Linked DNA regions of Homo sapiens: region 2 is linked to region 1. A link is an interaction called in ENCODE POLR2A ChIA-PET data of the cell type or tissue named here. Cell type or tissue: GM12878. All regions are shown on one strand. Links, peaks and the distances in the headings refer to the core of each region. The heading gives the core; the rest is flanking DNA.

The links. ChIA-PET counts read pairs that join two places held together with the same protein. Peaks named below come from ENCODE experiments on the same cell type or tissue, not always from the same donor. Only the 100,000 strongest peaks of a DNase experiment are listed, where the experiment ranks them.
Region 2: POLR2A ChIA-PET joins it to region 1 with 5 read pairs; 1 of 35 experiments calls an interaction of 5 or more read pairs at or near these places.

What each region holds. Positions count from the first base shown.
Region 1 is chr6:17,301,550-17,305,329 of GRCh38, reverse strand. No RefSeq gene overlaps it. Among named protein-coding and RNA genes, the nearest start is that of RBM24, 22 kb to the right of the region's middle. In GM12878, for the core only: no CTCF peak of the experiment used is centred there; a DNase peak (open chromatin) is centred at 1,789.
Region 2 is chr6:16,076,251-16,080,030 of GRCh38, reverse strand. No RefSeq gene overlaps it. Among named protein-coding and RNA genes, the nearest start is that of MYLIP, 51 kb to the left of the region's middle. In GM12878, for the core only: no CTCF peak of the experiment used is centred there; a DNase peak (open chromatin) is centred at 1,760.

The sequences.
Region 1 (3,780 bases), core at 631-3,130:
TGATCAAGATTCTCGGTATGCCCCGGACATAGACATTCAACATGTGCACTTAAAGGACGAGTCCTGGTAAAATGACTCCTTTTACCAGGCAGTTTTACTCCTCAAACTCTCTTAGGAGTTACGATACTGTGCCAGGCTCTCACTTGGCCATTCCTAAACTGCGATGGGTCCTGCTTCTGCCATTATGACTTCAAATCTCCATTTCTCCTTCATCTTCTCTCGGTTTAAAAACAATTTCTGGCCAGGTGCAGTGGCTCATGCCTGCAATCCCAGCACTTTTGGGAGGCCAAGGCGGGTGGATCACGAGGTCAGAAGATCAAGACCATCCTGGACAACATGGTGAAACCCCATCTCTAGTAAAATAAAAAAAATTAGCTGGGTGTGGTGGTGCACGCCTGTAGTTCCAGCTACTAGGGAGTCTGAGGCAGGGGAATTGCTTGAACCCAGGAGGTGGAGGTTGCAGTGAGCCGAGATCGCGCCACTGCACTCCAGCCTGGTGACAGAGCAAGACTCCATCTCAAAAAAAAAAATTATTAAAAATTTGTTTTTAACTTAATTTAATTTTAAGACAAGGTCTTGCTCTGTTGCCCAGGCTGGAGTGCAGTGGCACAATCACAGTTCACTGCAGCCTTGACTTCCCAAGCTCAAGCGATCCTCTCGCCTCAGCCTCCTGAGTAGCTGGGACTACAGGTGGGTGTCACCTTGGCTGGCTAATTTTTAAAATGTTTTGTAGACAAGGCCTCCCATGTTGCCCAGACTGGTCTTTAACTCCTGGGCTCAAGCAATCCTCCCACCTTGGCCTCCTAAAGTGCTGGGATTATAAGGGTGAGCCACCATGCCCAGACTAAATTTTTTGTATTGCTATATAATAATTATACCTACCTATGGGGTACATGTGATATTTTGATACTTGCACACAATGTGTAATGATCAAATCAGGGTATTTTTCTATGGTGGCTTCTCAGCATATTCATCACCTGGAACATTCATCATTTCTTTGTATTGGGAACATTTCAAATCTTCTTTTTTTTTAGACGGAGTCTCGCTCTGTTTCCCAGGCTGGAGTGCAGTGGCGCGATGTTGGCTCACTGCAAGCTCCCCCTCCCGGGTTCACGCCATTCTCCTGCCTCAGCCTCCCGAGTAGCTGGGACTACAGGCGCCCGCCACCATGCCTGGCTAATTTTTTGTATTTTTAGTAGAGACAGGGTTTCACCGTGTTAGCCAGGACGGTCTCCATCTCCTGACCTCGTGATCCGCCTGCCTCAGCCTCCCAAAGTGCTGGGATTACAGGCGTGAGCCACCGCGCCTGGCCTCAAATCTTCTTTTCTAGCTATTTTGAAATATACAATAAATTGTGGTTAATGATAGTCACCCTACTGTGCTATCGAACGCTGGGACTTATTCCTTCTATCTAACTATATGTTTGTACCCATTAATCAACTTCTTTTCATCCCCCTACACTCTTCCCAGCCTCCGATAACTATCATTTTATGCTCCACCTCCATGAAATCAACTTTTTAAGTTCCCATATATGAATGAGAACAGGCGATATTTGTCTTTCTTTGCTTGGCTTATTTCAGTTAACATAGTGATCTCCAGTTCCATCCATGTTGCTGCAAATGACAGGCTTTCATTTTTGTTATGGCTGAGTAGCATTCCTTTCCTTCCCTTTTCCCTTCGCCTTCCCTTTTCCCTTCTCCTTCCCTTCTCCTTCCCTTTTCCCTTCCCTTTCCCTTTTTCCTTTTCCCTTCTGTTTCTCTTTCCCTTTATTTTCTCCTTACCTTCTCCTTTCTCCCCTGCCCTCCCCTCCCCCCTCCCCCCCCTTCCTCTGTCTTTTCCTCTTCTTTCTTCTCCTTTTATTTCCCTTTTTGAGACAGGATCTGGCTCTGTTGCCCAGGCTGGAGTTCAGTGGCATGATCTTGGCTCACTGCAACCTCTGCCTCTAGGGCTCAAGTGATCCTCTCACCTTAGCCTCCCAAGTAGCTGGGACTCCAGGCACATGCCACCACTCCCAGCTAATTTTTTTTTTTTTTTTTTTTGAGACGAAGTCTCACTCTGTTGCGAGGCTGAAGTGCAGTGGTGCGATCTCAGCTCACTGCAACCTCTGCCTCCCAGGTTCAAGCAATTCTCCTGCCTCAGCCTCCCAAGTAGCTGGGACTACCGGCATGTACCACCACGCCCAGCTAATTTTTAGGATGGTCTCCAGCTCTTGACCTCATGATCAGCCGCCTCGGCCTCCCAAATCAGCTCACGCTGATTTCAGGCATGAGCCTCCGTGCCCGGCCTGAATAGCATTTCATTGTGTGTATGTACATTTTCTTTTCCTCTGAGTTTTAAAGGAGTCAAGCAAGCAATTAGTGGTAGATGACTTGAACCATACACCTTTAGTAACTATATTGTCTATTTAAATCCAAAGTTGTTATTATTAAAAGAGGCAATGTTTATTAAAAGGTTATGATTACTTGATATTCTTTGACATAAACTGAGATATACTCTTATTCAATTTTATAGGAGTTTGTCATAGTAAATCACAGCATTAGTATGTTTTCCCCACAAAGGCACAAGTGGACTGAGGCCGAGATGACTACTCATAATAATCCTTAGTATTATCACTGAACAAATGTTGCCAATAGAAATGAGAGAAAATGAGCATAGAGATGTTTATGTTCTATGATCCTTATTAACGGTTTTGATCATGTCTACGACTCGCCTCAGAGTCCTTAGATTTGGTCTTGACCCCAGAATTGAAGTCATGTTTATTTAGCTTTCCTTAGAATTTCTAAGACAATTCCTAGTGACGTAGAAAAAGATGCTAAAATAATCCAGGGGCAGTTACTCTTTGCCATCGGACAGATCCCCATTTCAACTCACAGTTCTACCATCTTGAGTTGTGACTTTGGGCAAATTACATTCACTCTGTAAAATGAAGATGACAATTCCAGGCCTGCTGTGAGGTTGTGAGGACGTAAGCCAGTGCATTCAGCGTCTGGCACAAATGGATGCTCGGTAAATGGTAGCCAAAAGTCAGGATATTTAAAGTAAAGGAGTAACAACAGTTAAAAAAAAAAAAATGAAAAAGAAAAGGGTGTTCAACTGATGTTATTACAACCAATATTCCTTCTCAGATATTGATCTATAACACAGAATGACTCTTTAAAAATGAAAGCAAGGCTGGATGTGGTGGCTCACACCTGTAATCCCAGGATTTTGGGAGGCCAAGGCAGGAAGATAGCTTGAGCCCAGGAGTTTGAGATCAGCCTGGGCAATATAGTGAGAACCTGTCTCTAAAAAAAAAAAAAAAAAAAACAAATTTGAGAAACAAAAAGGAAGCAATAGCTGCAGAGAGAGCCCCAAGCCAAACGATCTGTGAGGCAGGGTTTTATACCGACAACTACCCTGAGTCCTCCTGGAATTTCAGATACTTCCTTTAACTTCACCTTTGCCCAGTTGCACTCTTCCAATGTATTATCTTTCCATGGGGGCATTGGTTTATGCCAAGCACATTGCAAAACGTGGTAGACGACAAAGCATATAGAGTGCTTTGAAAATACTATTGATGAGGCCGGGCGTGGTGGCTCATGCCTGTAATCCCAGCACTTTGGGAGGCCGAGGCAAGCGGATCACGAGGTCAGGAGATCGAGACCATCCTGGCTAACACGGTGAAACCCCGTCTCTACTAAAAAACACAAAAAAATTAGCCGGGCATGGTGGTGGGAGCCTGTAATCCCAGCTACTCGGAAGGCTGAGGCAGGAGAATGGCGTGAACCTGGGAGGCGGAGC
Region 2 (3,780 bases), core at 608-3,107, 1.2 Mb after region 1:
TTGGCTTTTAGAAATCTGTCTTTTCTGAGCGTTTTTGTGAAGCATAAAAATGAAATACAATTCCTTGTGTGAACTTAGAGAAGGTAATTGAGCAGAAATGCTGACTCTCTTTAGCATTTGGTCCTCTGGTATATGCTGGGTCCCTCCCTGACATCAGATGGCTATGCCAGCCTTAAAGAGCAGTTATTAAAATCCAATTTTCTTGGAAGGCTTGATTTCTATGATTATTATTATCATCCCTTTGCATGCTTTGCACACTGTGGACTTCTTGGGATAACTTTTCTTGAAAAGAGATTTAAGTGTATTCATCTTGCCTCGGGAAATGGTGAAGCTAGGTCATAACTGCTACCACTTCTGTAGGAGGAAATATTCTTTTTTTAAAAAAAAATTTGGATTCAGAGGGTACATGTGCAAGTTTGTTACATGAGCTTATTGTGTAATGCTGAAGTTTGGGGTGTGACTGACCCTGTCACTCAAGTAAGGAGCATAGTACCTAATAGGTAGTTTTGCAATCCCTGCTCCCCTCCCCACCTCCCTTCCTTTGGAGTCCCCAGTGTATACTGTTTCCATCTTTATGCCCATGTGTACCCAATGTTTAGCTCCCTTATAAGTGAGAGCATGTGTTATTTGGTTTTCTGTTTCTGTGTTTAATTCACTTAGGATAGAGACCTCCAGTTGCATCCACATTGCTGCAAAGGACATGATTTCATTCTTTTGTATGGCTGAGTAGTATTCCATGCTGTATATGTACCGCAATTTCTTTATCCAGTCCACTGTTGATAGGCACCTAGGTTGATCCCATGACTTTGCCATTGTGACTAGTGCTGTGAGGAACATGCATGTGCATGTGTGTTTTGGTAGAATGATTTATTTTCCTTTGGGTATATACCCATTAATGAGATTGATTGCTGGGTCGAATGGTAATTCTATGTTTAGTTCTATGAGAAATCTGCAAACTTCTTTCCATAGGGCCTGAACTAATTTACAATCTGCAGGAGGAAATACTCTTGCCTCTCCTTTTATATAAGGGAGAAAAGAGAAAATATAAAAATCTCCTTACCTGTTGCCTGGAGAGTTTGACCTGCAGTTTGCAAAGATTTTTGCAATCATGGTAACAGACTTTGCATGAGCAAAGGTGAAGACCAAGATATAGCTGAATAATTGCCTTGCCAACCTTGCATCAACAAAAATATGTCCAGAGTCTCTCCCGTGGAGTGTTTTATCAGTCTGGGCAGCACTGAAATTCCCAGAACACAGAGGCAGAAGCTAGTGTAGGAGACCTTAGTCTGTGCTGTATGACTGTCTAGTGCCCATCATTGACTCCCCAGAAAGCATCCTGCCACCCCTGAATCCTCAAGTCCATCCATTCAGCGTCCTTGCAGTATACCCTGTCCTTTGGGTCTCCCACTTCCTGATCTCCAGTAGAAGATAAAATGCCCCAGACAGTATGCCATCTCTTCTAGACCCTTCTAGATACATACTTCCCACACTTTAATGTGCTTTCAGATCCTCTAGGTAATACTAAACTAAAATACTTACTAAACTATAATACTTACTAAAATCCAGATTCTAATGGACCAGGTCTGGGCTGGGGCCTGAAATTCTGCATTTCTAACAAGGTCTCAGGTGTGATGCTGGTGCCGTTGGTCCCTGGAGCTCACTTTGAGGAGCGAGTTTCTAGACAAGCTGACCCTTGTTGTTCACTTCCTCCCTTTGCAATTATTAAACAAATTATTCTAAATTTAGATAGTTTGGTTTCCTTTTTCAGAGCTTAGTGTCCCATGAGCACATGCAGTGGAATTGATGAAATCTGGTTAGTCTTGAATCTCAGTCTCTTCATCTGTAAAATGGGCAGTAGTTGTCACTGTGCACAGAATAAGGGAGAAGAAAAACTCAGAAAGTGCTTGTGAATATAAACTGTCAAGTGCTTTGTAGATATCAGTTAATTGGTAATATCTCCTAGAGGGGAACGTCTAATACCAGGACTTCGTTTGTGTCCCCCACAAGGGAGGAGAAGTTGGTAATATTATTGTGTGTATTTGGGCTTCATTGGGCTGTATTTTACTAATGGGTGAGATTAGTGTGACTCAAAGACAGATGCACAAACGCTATCTTCTTACTCTGTGTTTCTTGTCTTAGACCCAGGCAAGAACTGACTCCTGGGGGGCAACCCAGCCCTGTCCATTCATTCCATTTATGTTGTCTGTCCTCCTTGCAAGTAGCAGTGAGTAATTTTCTCTGCAGAACTGGCTTGTTCTGTTGAGCTTTCTCTCTGTACTTCTCATCTGAGTATGCTTTGCCCAGAATTTAAAATCTAGAGGGACTTAGAAGAGCCGTTGAAGCACAGATACCCATTTTCTCGGAGTCTTGTCTTAGGCTCAAGCTCTTCTGAATCGATTAATAAAGGAACACTTAGTTTCTGGGTCCCCAGCCATAATAACAATAGTAACAAAACGATAGCCATAATTTAAACCCCAGACTTGCTCATCTGTTTTGTGGCATTGAAGAGCACTCTAGGTATCCATAGCATAGACCTTTGATGGAGACTTTTTTTCTTTTTTTTTTTGAGATGGAGTCTCGCTTTTGTCGCCCAGCCCAGGCTGGAGTACGGTGGCACGATCTTGGCTCACTGCAACCTCCTCCTCCTGGGTTCAAGCAATTCTCTTGCCTCAGCCTCCTGAGTAGCTGGGATTACAGGTGCCCGCCTTCACGCCTGGCAAATTTTTGTATTTTTAGTAGAGACAGGGTTTCACCATGTTGGCCAGGCTGGTCTTGAACCCCCGAACTCAGGTGATCTGCCCACCTTGGCCTCTCAAAGTGCTGGGATTACAGGCGTGAGCCACCGCGCCTGGCTGGAGATATTTTTCATATTTGTAAAGAGACACTACTAATTCCAGCACTGATTGGAAAAATGTGACAACCATCACTTTATTTGGATGTGAACAATCTATCTAAATCTCTAGTGGCACCTCTTCCTCTAGGTGGACATTGCAGTTGATTCCCCAACTCCATCCCCTTTCTCAACCATTGCAGAAGAGCAATAAGTTGTGCAAAAGAGATCTGTTTCAGAGTAGATGCTGATCAGGTTAAATCAGTCATGTTAATCCTGTACCCCCGATGTGTGGCTGCATCAGGGACCCAGACCTGAGTGGTCAGATAATGATTAAGAAAGGGGCAGGTGACCTGATTCGGCTCAATTTGGCTGAAAGGAAGAACTCCTGGCAGCTTCTTTCTCTCCAAACACAGATAGGGAATCCTGTAGCTTCATTTCCTCGAAGAAGTCACCCTGAAATCTAGAAGATAATCAGGATGAAGTCAACATTCTGGAGGGCAGAGTGAGAAATGAAGAAACACCAGGCCTTGATGGTATCATGGGATTTCTCTGTTGACCAGCTCTGAAGTTACTTTGAGTTTTCTGTTACCTGCAGCTGAAAACACACTAAGGGACAGATTTCCTGCATCGGTAGATTTCCAGTCTTTCGATTCTATGAAAATCTATTTATTCTTTTATTTAACAAAGACTTTTAGATCATCTGTTGTGTACATGGTTCCATACTAAGTATTAAGGATACAACAAAGCAGACACAATTCTTGAGCAGATATTCTATAATAGGCAGAAGCATGTCAGCTATGATTGAATTGTTGTGATTAAGCAGATAGGCCTTAAATTGAGGGATGCTGGGTGTACAGCTGACCCTTGAACAACATGGGAGTTAGGGGCGCCCCCAGATGGAATTTCACTCACAGTTGGCATCCATGTATAACTTTTATTCCCCCAAA